2 separate regions of the Homo sapiens genome follow, and region 2 is linked to region 1. The links are chromatin contacts, found by Hi-C or POLR2A ChIA-PET in ENCODE. All regions are on one chromosome and are shown on one strand. Each heading gives the region's core, a stretch centred on a gene start or an enhancer-like site at or near the end of the contact. The rest is flanking DNA. Distances are from core to core; before and after follow the strand shown. Region 1 has its middle 55 kb from the start of MIR148A. Region 2 overlaps LOC105375199 (a long non-coding RNA gene).

Region 1 (6,655 bases), core at 995-3,494:
GTGTTGCCAACATGTCCCCCTCCTGGGCCTGGAGCTCCTGAGGGTCAGGGATTCCACCCAGGCCAGGCCTAAGCCCAGTCCCTGGTGCTCAGAGCCACCCATTAAATACCTACAAATTGAATTAAATTGACTTTCATCTTCACAGAAGGTGGTGAAAGAAGACCCTTCTTTTTTCATAGCACTTTACCATGTTGGCTGCAGCATTTAGAGTTAAGCCAGATTCATTAACAAATACTAACAATCTAAAACTCTCAGTGATTGCCTTACACCATTTTCACTTGCCAAATATGTATAATTTGACTAGTTTCCCCTTCCTCAAAATATGAACATCCTTATGGAATAAATTTCAACACTTTTTTAACATAAAAAATACTGTCTTTTAGAATATTTTAATTTTATTCATAATCTTTATTCTATTTCATAGACTAGCTCACATGTCTTTTATTTAACTGAATGGGTATCAAGAAAAAATAAAGAATGGTTCAGTTATTACATGTGATAATTAATTTCTGAAATTAAAAAATGTCCTCTGTCCAATTGATTTGCAAAGAATAGCTTAATGGACAAAAGAAACTGCATAATATGCCTTCTGGAAAAAAAGCCAATAATTTTTTGGAGCTAAAAGGCTTCTTTTCAAGATAATGATTCGTTTCAATTTTTAAATCTTATACCAGGGTTAATATAAAATTATTTTTACATTGTGCTGGTAACCCATTTGAAAAAAGGCCTGAAAGAAAGTAGTCCCAGCTTCCTGCGTCCCCCACTTCCCCTCCAAATCAGCCAGGGCCCCAAAGTCCCGGACTCAAATAAATCAAGATTATGCTAATAACTAGAGCTAGGTGCAATGGCAGACTTTGACAATTCCAGGCAAAAGACACCAGAGGGCACTACAGGACCACGTTTTGTAATTTCAGGCGCCATTTTACCCTTGGATTTGAACAATAATTTCTTAAAAAACTGTTAACCTTCTGAGATCCGTATGTGGATTTATTTATTGCTTTCAATATCTTATCGCCACTAAGCTTAACTAGCTAGGCTTGGAAGGTTATTTTAAAGGACAATGCCCTAAAAAGGCAGACACAATTGGGCTTCCTCTTTATTTTACCTTCCTATAGAATGTCGGCATGTGTATGAGCGTGTATGAGCGTGTGTGTGTGTGTGTGTGTGTGTGTGTGTGTGTGTGTGTGTGTTTAGCAAACATTTATGATTGAAGAAACCATTCAGGGAATCCAAAAACTAAAATGCAGGATTCCACTGCCTCCCCTCCACCCACCCCGCAAAAAAAAAAAAAAAAAAGTGACGTTTCAGGCCAAAAAATTGTTTTCGTTGTTATTACTTCTGTAACTGTCTTCAATCACCTATTAATTTAACCAGCAAATATTTATTGAAGCCCCTAATGTGCCAGTCCCTGGGCACACCATGATACCTGAGCCACATCTCACCCTGCAGGGTCTCACCCATGATGAGAAGGCAGTTCTCTTTACTCCTGTCAGCCAGATTTAGTCTTAGAGCATCAATATCCATAAGTGAAAAGTGACACTTCAGCTTAGATTATTTCTCTTTTCACTGCCCTTCAGAAAAATTTTTTTTTTTTTCAGAAGAAAATAGGATTTTAAAATCACTGCTTTCTAGATGTGACCATCTCAGCCTGAGCAAGAAGGATCAAAACTCTCTTGCTGGAACTGCCTTCTCAGTGACTGAATTTTTATGAATCAAATAAAATGGTTGCTTGTGGGTTTGGGGAATGCTTTTTTTCCTTCCAAAGTCCCATATTGATTAGAATGAACTACATCGAAATTTAACAAGTGACAGAAGAAAGTGCCACCACTCTTGGCGTCTAATGAAGCTGTTGGGCAGTGCTGCCATCCAGAGTGGGGGAAATGGGACACAGGAAGTCTGTTTCCTCCTCCCCCAACAATACTCCCAGCCCCATTGGTTTGTACAAACAAACATGTGAGACCACGTGGTAACATAGACAAGTTACATTCCTTACCTCAGGTAATACCCACAAGATAGCCCCATTTACCAGCTGAGCAAACTGAGGCTAAAGGTTACTTCTTTGCCCAAGGTCACACTGCCAATATCCAAACCCAAGTCTGTCCACCTCCAAAGATCATGTGCCTTCTGCTACCCAGTGTAAATAACCCAAAAGAACTCAAAGACTGTTTTCTTTGAAGATAGGTGAGGCAGACACTGCTGTGTGCTTGCCCCGAGCCATCCTATCTGCTTCCTGTGCACACAGCTGGACTACATTTCCCAGCTCCCCTTGGGGGAAGGTTGGCCCTGAGAGTGGCGTCTAGCTAGTGGAATGTGAGTGGCAGTGAGGCCTGCCCACCTCCTGCACAGTCCTTCATTCTCTCTCTCTACCTGTCACAGCCAGATGCAGAGTACTCAGCAGCAAACATTAAGGCCCTTAGGGATGGTGGGGCCACAGAATGAAAGGTGCCTGGGTCCCTGAATCACTGCATGGAAGCTGTCCAAGAAACGCTTTCAGTGGTCCAAGAGCAAGAAATAACTTGTTTTGTGTTAAGCCACTGTGACACGGGGTTGCTTGTTAAACAGTTAGCCTTTGATACATAATACACAAGGAAAGAAAATGGCTTCTGTGAAGGTGTCCATTTGCCCACCAGGGGACTTGCCTAGTTCTGTGGTGGTGAATTTGTTCACAATTTCCCTGGGCGTCAGGAAAAGAAGACATTGAGCTAAGTGATCTCTAAGGTCTTTCCCCGACCTGAGAAAAGCCTGTGGTTCTGTGGTTCCCCTCTCTCACCCGCCGGATCCCGTCTCCCACCACTCATATCTGCAGGGGCCAGCTAAGTTACCTGGACCAGGAGGGACTTAGCCCAAACTCCTACCCACCCAGGAGTCTTCCTTCCCACATAACACCTTCCCTGTACTCTGCTGGGCAGCTATACACAGATATGCCCCCTCGGCAGTGGCAGCAATATGTAAGATGCCCCGGCAGGAGGACGGGGGGCTTCACATGGCCTTGTGCCACCTGTCCCAACTTTCCCTGCCCCCTGTGTAGCCTGTGTGGGAAGATGAGCACCTTCCTCCAAGAAAAAGGCTGGGTATAGACCAAGACCTGGAAAACTGCTGGGTATCCGAAGAGTGAATATGAGGAATTCTGCTCTTTGAAAGCACTGCTTCTTCGACTGATGTCACTAACATCCATGAAATATCATCCTTAAGCTATTTTAAGTCTACCTCCAGTGACTCATGGGATCTCCTTTTCTGTCACTGAACGTGATGTGCTCAAAATGAAGATAATGTTAATATAGGGAAAAGCAGAACTGAGAGTTTTAATGACACAGACTCCTGGCCAGATCAGGAAAGGAGGGTGTAGTTCGCGGCATTTGTGATTCCGGCTGGGTCTCCGGTGCGGAAATGAAACTCGCCCCCTGCTGGCCCGCCCCGGCGCTTTCAGAGGGAAGGGGAGCCAGGACGCCCGCGGGGATGGCTGCCCAGCTGCGAGTCACACACGAGCGTCGCCCACGCCCGGCGCCCCCGCACTGCCCATGATAGGGACCTACTGAATTGGATACTAGTGGTGTTTCTGGAAAAATCAGGGAGGATTGAGACCTGGGTTTTCGAGTGACAAATTGGTGATGCAGATGAAAAATGCAGGACCCAGTTGCATATGGTGGCAGTCTTTGGCTGCCTGGAGAGAAAGAGAGAGAGAGACCGCGCGCTCACTATCAATATGATTAACTATTATAGTGCGCAGTGTTTGGGGCTATCCATTCCTTTTCCTCCTTCTTCTATCACAGATTCCTCCCTCTCTGATTTCAGAAGGAGGAGTTAGGGAGGGTCGGGTAAGTGCCTGACCTAGGCCACTCAGCATCCCCCTTCCTCCACCAGAGTCCTTGGCCAACTAAAAACCATTCCTGGGAATCTTCTGCGGAACCCTGCCCCTCTACCCTCCAGCCTGCCAAGCCTTTTTTCTGTCCCCTGCAAACTAAAGAATCCTGACTACCAAAGCTATTGATGGTTCCCACAATATGTATTGTTTGAATCCACTAGCACCTGACACAACCCAAATTATGAATTACCATAATTACCAAGGGTAAAACCCAAGGTTAATGATGAAACAAATTAGTGCACAGTTAAAAAATATAAAAGTGTTCTATAACTACTACAAAATGAGATAAGGTTAATTAAAGTAATTTTCAAAATATTAACAGAACCATAGTTCCAGCAAGTATAGGAACATTATCAGCGCATTTGCATCATTAAAGGATTTAAACAATTTATAGAGCCATAGATAGAACACTTACATTTGTGAAGGTCAAAAAAAGGATAAACTATTTAGCTTTATTTTTGTAAGCCTATTTCGTTTTCTACATACTGTGGCATTATTATATCTAAGAGTTAAACTGCTCTAAGTATTATTTGTAGATATCTATTTATGAAAGAGGTTATCTTGCTTATAGGAAAAATAATGGATTAAGCTTAACCATTCACAAATGGACAGTTATTTGTAGGTACTTAAACGTGAAGATCTATCAGAGCATGGTAATTTGTCATTTTTTAGTGCTTATTTGACTGTCTATAAGAGCACAGTTGAGTACAAAATGACGATGTTTCTGTAGTGCCACTGCTAGTTTGATTGATAATGAGAAGATACAGCTACCATTTTTAATTTTTAAAATGCAAGATTATTCTGGAGTAAATTAACCTAATCACACAGAGCAAGTAAATTAATGTCAGTTCCTTACTTAATTGCAAAAATAATATTAACCCAAAGAATCTAAATCCACTTCTGACACATATTCAATTTTTATAATGTTACATAGACAGTTTTTCTGGATTATATGTAATGGTTTCCAGCATTAGCTTCTCTGCTAATTGGAAACGTTGGGCATGGGAGCATACATATTCCAGTGGTGTTGAAGAAGGTTGCTTCCAGAATTGATCTAGCTATATTACAATTCGGGCACCATCAAAGAACCATTGGGTATTTTTCATGGCAAGCCTGCCATAAACTCACCCAGTGAGAACTTCTCAGGGCTTTCATTCTCCTGGCGTAAGTGGGTTTTTTCCAAAGCAGACCAACAGCTCTCACTTGAGAACTCAAGTTTTCCAGCTCTCATTTCCCCAGTCTGCCCCAAGCGAGTCAAACAGTGTCAGTACTGTCTCCCGCAGCACCTTGAGGGCTGGTGCCTGTGTTTTCCCGAAATGAGGGTAGACGTGGTTCATGCAGACTGGAGGAGAGTCCCTGAACTCACAAAATGTCTCCTCGGCCTTAATGCTTTCCAAGTTGGGAGATTTATGTTGCAACCTTGAGAAGGGCAGAGTAAATACAGAGCCTGCCAGCTATTTGTTTTCCTGTTGATGAATTCCCCAAATTCAGACTGGAAGCCCTCCAAGAACTGAAGTCTCTTCAAAAGGCAAAGTGTTAACCCTGAATCCTTCAGCTGCTTTTGCCACGTCTTTCTCCCCCACCCAGAAAGCTCCAAAGTATCTCTGAGGTTGTGTTCGCTGTATATGAAGCTCTCCGATGACTCTTCCTTTTTATCACACAAAACAAGCCAGGGCCAAAGACCACGGAGGAAGAAACCAGCTTACCACATGGTGCAGGGATCTTGCAAGAGCTTCTCCTAGTGAGGCTCCCTAGAGCCTCACTCCTACACATTCAGTATAGCTTTCTTTAGTCATGAAAGTGATTCCACTACCTAGTCAAACTTTGCTAGCTTGAAATATTTGCCACATGCTCTATTGCAATTGTGGTTTTCATCTTTAAATCATACATCCTTAATCTTCTCCTTGGAAATGTAACAAATTAGCACCATATTTTTGTTTGTTAGTTTTTCCTGAACATGAACCATACAGTTTATGAACCAATCTAGATAAAATGACCATTTTTAATCCCCAAATCACTCTTTATTTTTAGTGTTTAGTCTCACTGGCTGCTTTTATAATTTAAAAATTTTTAAATATAATCTTTTTTTCTGATTATAAAATTACATCTTATTTATAGAAAACATGGGAAATGGGTATTAAATGTAAAAAATTGTATTTGTAATCTCATTAGTCACAGTTAGGCCTTAACATTTTGGTATACATCTTGTTTCTCTGCTAGTTATTCTATCTGGATGATGACTTTTTTCATTTGATCTTATATAATAAATATTTTCACATTATTTCCATAATTTTTTTTTTTTTAAGACAGGGTCTCATTCTGTCACCCAGGCTAGAGTGCTGTGGCATGATCATGGCTCACTACACCCTTGAGGTGATCCTCTCACCTCAGCCTGCTGAGTAGCTGAGACCACAGGTGTGCACCAACATGCCAGCTAATTTTTGTATTATTTGGTAGAGACAGGGTTTTGCCATGTTGCCCAGGTTGGTCTCAAACTCCTGGGCTCAAGCAATCCACCCACCTCAGCCTCCCAAAGTGCTGGGATTACAGGCATGAGCCACTGCACCCAGAACCACAATGTTCTTAACTAACCTTTTATTGTTGGAATTATAAGTAGCATTCCAGTAAACATATTTCTATGTAAACCTTCGGCTAATATCACATTAATTTCTTAGGATAGATTCCTTTAAGTAGAATTACTGGGTCAAAGTGTAGAAACAGTATTAAGGTTCTCAATACATTTTGCCAAATTGCTTTTTCCAAAGGATGCATATCAGTTTGTGCTCCCACCAC
Region 2 (6,560 bases), core at 2,790-5,289, 110 kb after region 1:
TGCAACTGTTATGGCTCGAGGGTCATGGCTGCCTGGAAGAACAATAAACGCAGCCTGGCTTTGATCATCTCACTCTGAACACAGAACCTTCAGTGGTTCCTCACTGCCTTCAAAAGCCCACACTTCTTGGCAAACTCCTCTGTGCCCCTACCACCTGGTCTCAGCCCACCCTCCCTGCCTTATCTTCCAATGCCTTTCACTACCATGAACAAGCTCACCAAACACTCCGTGAACAACTCATGACTGCACTGACTGGCTTCCTGGTCTCCAAATACTCCCTTTTCTTTCCCCTGCCCCTCCCCATCCAGTGCATTCTGCATCAGCCAGCTCAGGTCCCTCCTCTTCTCAGAACCATCATGTAATGACCCTTTCCTGCCACCTTGTACAGTTGACACTTCTTACATACTCATTAAGCACTTTTCATGTATTATCTCACTTCTCAAAATTATAAAGTAGGATTATTTCCTCCATTTTATGGATGAGGAAACTGAGGCAAACACCCTAATATTTTCAGACTGTGTAATTCAAGTCTCAGATAATATTTATAGCTCACTTATGCTCCAGAAGAAAATCTGGCTAATTTACTCCTAAGACAGCTGATGGACATCTATAAGATTTCTTAAACAAAGCAGTGAGTGCTTTCAAAATTCAGTATAATAATCTCAAAATTGCAACAGCATATATGGTATTTAAAAATACTTTACACACGTAGGCCAGGCACAGTGGCTCACACCTGTAATCCCAGCACTTTGGGAGGCTGAGGTGGGCGGATCACAAGGTCAGGAGATCGAGACCGTCCTAGCTAACACGGTGAAACTCTGTCTCTACTAAAAATGCACAAAATTAGCCGGGTGTGGTGGCGGGTGCCTGTAGTCCCAGCTACTCAGGAGGCTGAGGCAGGAGAATGGTTTGAACCTGGAGGGGCGGAGCTTGCAGTGAGCCAAGATTGCGCCACTGCACTCCAGCCTAGGCAACAGAGCAAGACTCTGTCTCAAAAAATAAATAAATAAATAAATACTTTACACATGTAAAGATGCTCAATATCATTAATCATTAGAGAAACGAAAAATCAAAGCCACAATGAGATACCCCTACACGCCCATTAGGATGGCTACGATTAAAAAAAAGAAAGAAAGAAAATAAGTATGGGTGAAAATAGGGAGAAATTGAAACCCTTGGGCATTTGCTGGTGGGAATATACAAGGTGCAGCTGCTGTGGAAAATATTTGGTAATTCCTCAAAAAATTAAACATTGAATTACCATATGATTCAGCAATTCCTCTTCTAGCGTTGAAAGCAAAGACTCAGATATTTGTACACCTGTGTTCATAGCAGCATTATTCACAATAACCAAAATATAGAAATAAACCAAATGTCAAAGATGAATGGATAAACAAAATGTGGTCTACACATTTATTGAAATATTATTCAGCTTTAAAAAGCAATGAAATTCTGGCACATGCTACGACACGGATAAACCTTGAAGACATAATGCTAAGTGAAATAAACCAGTCACCAAAGGACAGATGTTATATGATTCCACATAGATGTGCCAGCTGGAATAGTCAAACTCACAAGTAGAATAGTAGTTGCAAGGGGCCAAGGGGAAAAGGGAATTTAAAGTTCGTGTTCCACGGCACACAGCTTCACTTTGGGAAGATAAAAAGTTCTGGGCTGGGCACGGTGGCTCACGCCTGTAATCCCAGCACTTTGGGAGCCTGAGGCAGATGGATCACGAGGTCAAGAGATCGAGACCATCCTGGCCAACATGGTGAAACACTGTCTCTACTAAAAATACAAAACTTAGCTGGGTGTGGTGGTGCACGCCTGTAGTCCCAGCTACTCAGGAGGCTGAGGCAGGAGAATTGCTTGAACCAGGGAGGCGGAGGTTGCAGTGAACTGAGATCACACCACTGCACTCCAGCCTGGTGACAGTGCAAGACTCTGTCTCAAAAAAAAAAAAAAGAAAAAGTTCTGGAGCTAGATGGTGGTGATGGTTGCACAACAATGTGAATAATGCCACTGCACACCTAAAAATGGTTAAAATGGTAAAATTTTATGTGTATTTTACTACAATAAAAAATACAAAGATACTTTTATATCATGCACTTGATCCTCCCAAACACCCTGCCAGGAAGCAGAGGGGATTTACAAAGCAGAATCGGGTTCATGGTTCTGGGTAGGGCCCGAGACTCTGCATTGCTACTCTGCATTGCTACCCTGCACCTGGTGATGCTGGGGATCTACAGACCACAGCCCTGGGGCAGGACAAGTAGGTGGCAGGAATGAGATGCAAAACCTGATTCGTTATACTCACAGTCTTTTCTTTTTTCTTTCTTTCTTTTTTTTTTTTTTAATACCTTATACTCACAGTCTTTTCTTTTTTCTTTCTTTCTTTTTTTTTTTTTTAATACCTTATACTCACAGTCTTTTAGCTCTTTCAGGGAATCCCTCAGAAGCGACTCCAACCTCATGAGGAGGAAAGGGCTCACTGAGAACACAGATCCTCACCATCTTGATGGATTGATCAACTGAAATATTTCCAGGTGACCATCATGAGGCTCACCCATTGTTGTGAATGCCACAGACACCCTGAGGATATCTAAGTTACACCCGCCTTTGATCTTACACAGATTGCTTTTTTTAAAAAAAAATAAAAAAGACTACCTGTACTTCAGCTAAAATTAAACTATAATAGAAACTAATTGGATTGCAAACTAGTTGAACTACTTAAAGCTTTCCTTCACAAGATTATTTGTCAGAAGTTCTAATCCCTGATGCATATCAAAATCATCGTTTATTTTTTAAAATACCCATGCCCAGGACCCAGAGAGACTGATTCAATGGGTCTGCTGCTTAGTTTTGTTTTTCAAGTTCTCCAGGTAATAGCAGTCAGAGATGGAAATCATTGACCTAAGATTAAAACGCAACCTAAATTCAAGATATTTAATAAATTGCATTGGTTTATCTTCTTGATTGACATTACTAGATATCAGAATAAAAGTCTGGTATATTTTATTTGTTAACTCCAAATGCAAACAAAATACTTCAGCTATTTCATTGGGTCTAAATTTACTGTAGGGGCAAACTTTACACAAAATCACACAAGACTGCTAGCAGCAATTACATGCCCCTAGCAACACAAGGGTTAATTTTAGCATCATAAAACTCTCAGTTGGACCCACCAGTCTACTTAAAATTATGGTTAGGTTTATCTGCTTCATTCAAATCAATAGCTGCTTTACTTCCCCTGCTGAAACAGAGCTTGCCACCACAGCCATATTGATGTTACCCTTCTTATTGATTATCATCGTTCATATTCAGCCATAATTTGGATATTGCCAACCAACATTTCCAGCCAAGGACGCTTCAAAATAATGCATATAAATTGTGTCTTATTGATCACAGAACTTCTGCTGGCACTTAAGTATGTTGACATATAAACATGAACAGAAGTCCACAAGTTTGCATTTCTGATGTTTACAGAATTATAATTTATAGTAAAACAAACTTATGCTTTTAAAAAAATCACCTTCATAAAGTGGTATAAACACGAGGCTTAAATTGCAAAAACTATTAAAAGAATATAAAGTCCTACAGTTTTTTCAAATGATTTATGGAAAGAAAACGTCATTATTTCTCTTTTACACTTGATATCATTTAATTGCATTTTGCCACTTGCAAGATAAAAATAAATTTGCCAAATCATAATTACTGAAATCAAAAATTATAGTGTAATGAAATAATGTTTTCTTAAGAGATATATATGTGTATATCTTTTCTTATTTTAAGATTTCAAGAGTTCACAGTAAGATTAGCACAATGCTTGAGACACGTTTCCCAAAGATAGCTTGGCAGAAGCAGAGTAGAGCACTGTTATTAAATAAAACACATGGCCAAAGTCTCAACCTCTGTCATGAGGTGACTGCTGTTAACTCTTTATTAAGAGTTAACAGCTGCAGCTTTTCCCATAGAAAACAAGATAAACCAGGCAAACAGTGCACAGGTGCTGACCTGACCTGCTGCTGCTCAAAGTCTTGGAAAGGCCCACGTGACGTCATCAGGGGCACCGCCCTAACTCAGGGAAGTGAAGAAAGAGTTTCCTGGAGAAACTGAGGAATGATACATTCACAGACATATGTTGAGAAGCTGCCATCCTATCTCTCTATCACTTCCTTTGCTGTGTTCCCAGAGTGAGAGAAATGATAATTCTCACCGAAGGCACTCCACGGTCTCATGGTCTCGCCTGTGCTAGGAAGCCTGGGAGAATATATGCCACGTAGACTGTGTAACAGGAATAATATTTGGAAACTATGAGTGGTGTGTTTTTTCATCCCACGCCCTAGTCACATTCCCTGCACACATTCCATAGCTCCAGGGAAGAGGGAGAAGAAATGCCATTCTGGATGGACAAGAATACGAGCCAGGCAGGATGGGAAGTCAAAGCAAGCCTCTCGGGTCCAAGAGGAAGAAGATGGAGCCGATGAAGGATGGGCTGATGGATGGCAGCAGACAGTTGGACCCTGAATCCTGCCCCCTCATCCACCTCTGGATGGGAATCCTGGTACGGGGTGGAGCCGGGCTTCAGCTGGATTGGGGGAAGGCTGGAAGGTGAGGGATCTTGATACTCTGCTCTTCATTGGGAACTGCAGGAGGTGACTCCAGTCCTGGGCGTCACCCTGCCAGTACAGGGTAGGCACAGCGGGGTGGAAGTGGCAGCCCAGTGTAAGTCAGGTAGGGAAGAGTCCTGAGTAAGTGTCCCTCACCAACACTGGTTCCTATGGAGCAAAGGGGAGTGGAGAGTCCAGGAGATAAGGTGATAAGGGGTGAGGCAACTCTACCAGACAGGTCAGTTACAGGTCAAAGCTGAAATTCAAAAAGGTCTGCATTGCTAGGGAGAGCTAAGGTGGAGAGCCAGGTAAACGGGAGAGAAGCTGCACCAGCTCCATGGACTGCAGCAATAAGATCCCTGTCATGAGATCTACTACTCTGTGGTCACCTCAGCACTATTGACGTTTGGACCAGATAATTCTTCACTGATGGAGGCTGCCTACACATTGTAGAATGTTTAGCAGTATCCCTGCCCCCTACCCACCAGATGCCAGTAGCACTCCCCTCCCCTCTTCAGTAGTGATCATCAAAAACACCTCGGGACACCAAATGTCCCCTGAAGACAAACACTGTAGTAGGTTGAGAACTACTGCATCAGCCCTAGACACCGCTTGGAGAGGATGGCAAGGGAAGAGGCTGGAAAACTGAGCACCTATCCCAGAGACAGCTATTTCACACTGAGATCTCAAGGCCTGAAGAAAGTAAGATCCCATCAGTGGCAAGTTGAGGGACCTGACCCCTCCACCTCCACCCACCCATCCTTAGGCTACCCAGCCAAGTGGGTGCCCAAGAGCAATAGAAAATAACAACTCTGGGAAGAGCAGGCCATCACTCAATTTTACAGATGAGGAAACTGAGTTTCTAAGAGGTTAAGCTAACCATCCAAGGTCACACAACCAGTTAGTGGCTGAGCCAGCATTCAATGCCAGCGAGGCTCCCTCCAAAACCATGCTCATTCCTATACAACTCCCTTTCACACAGAGTGCCAAGTTAGAACTTCATGTGTATTGCAGTGTCATCTCAAGAAGACAGAGCTCCCGTTGGGAAGGAATGATATATGCCTCTATGCCAAGCATGTCATTTGTGCTCCATAAATATTTGCTGAATGAGTGAATGGATGAAACCCTCTCCTCTACCTCTGGGCTAAGCAGGCTGTTTCCCAAGGCCTCACTGCACCTGAAAAAACAAGAATGAAGATAAAGCAAAGGCTAACAATTGCAGGACCAGTGTTCCTTCTCAGAGATCCTTGAGCGAGGCAAAAATAATGTACAGCTGGCTTCCAATCAACAGCACTAATGCGTGAGTCAAGAGATAAGCTCAATGAGCTTGCAGAGGAGGGAGAGATGGGAGGGAGCAGTAGGAGCCAGGCAGGAGAGGAGGGACCTGGAGCAGTGACTTGGGCTCAATTTGGAAGGACCAGAAAATTAGTGGGGAAGACCACTCCAGAGTTGAGTTGGCACAAGAAGTAAGAGCAGCCAGGCGCAGTGGCTCACACCTGTAATCCCAGCACTTTGGGAGGCTGAGGTGGGCAGATCACCTGAGGTCCAGAATTTGAGACCAGCCTAGCCAACATGGCAAAACCCTGTCTATACTAAAAATACAAAAATTAGCTGGGCGTGGTGGCAGGCGCCTGTAATCCCAACACTTTGGGAGGCTGAGATGGGTGAAATGCTTCAGGCCAGGAGTTTGAGACCAGCCTGACCAACATGGTGAAACCCCATCTCTACAAAGAATACAAAAATTAGCCAGGCATTGTGGTGTGCACCTACAATCCCAGCTACTCGGGACGCTGAGGCACGAGAATCGCTTGAACCCGGAAGGCAGAGGCTGCAATGAGCCGAGATCGCGCCACTGCACTCCAGCCTGAGCAACATAGCAAAAAAAAAAAAAAAAAAAAAAAAAGGAGCTGGTACTGGGAAACAAGATGGCAAGATCGGGGCGGGGTGGGG

The links. A loop is a pair of places that touch in the nucleus more often than their neighbours do. ChIA-PET counts read pairs that join two places held with the same protein, here RNA polymerase II (POLR2A). Pooled maps may share reads with other maps.
Region 2: a loop to region 1 is called in a map of pancreas, with 3 times the contacts of the local background. The contact joins two enhancer-like sites. A Hi-C loop is called at or near these places in 2 of 168 maps with a recorded cell type or tissue (Caco-2 and pancreas), 12 of 37 single-sample maps with no recorded cell type and 6 of 50 pooled maps. POLR2A ChIA-PET finds 5 or more read pairs at or near these places in 4 of 52 experiments (OCI-LY7, Panc1, activated CD4-positive, alpha-beta T cell and 1 more).

Annotation. Positions count from the first base shown.
Region 1 is chr7:25,892,132-25,898,786 of GRCh38, forward strand. No RefSeq gene overlaps it. Among named protein-coding and RNA genes, the nearest start is that of MIR148A, 55 kb to the right of the region's middle. RefSeq lists enhancers at 856-935, 3,129-3,218. Within about 2 kb of position 2,245, at least 11 of the 41 ENCODE cell types and tissues checked have a DNase peak (open chromatin) inside an H3K27ac peak, as active enhancers do; they include pancreas, where a contact is called at or near this core.
Region 2 is chr7:26,001,857-26,008,416 of GRCh38, forward strand. All of the region lies in intron 6 of LOC105375199 (a long non-coding RNA gene), which reads right to left. Among named protein-coding and RNA genes, the nearest start is that of MIR148A, 55 kb to the left of the region's middle. Within about 2 kb of position 4,040, at least 3 of the 41 ENCODE cell types and tissues checked have a DNase peak (open chromatin) inside an H3K27ac peak, as active enhancers do; they include pancreas, where a contact is called at or near this core.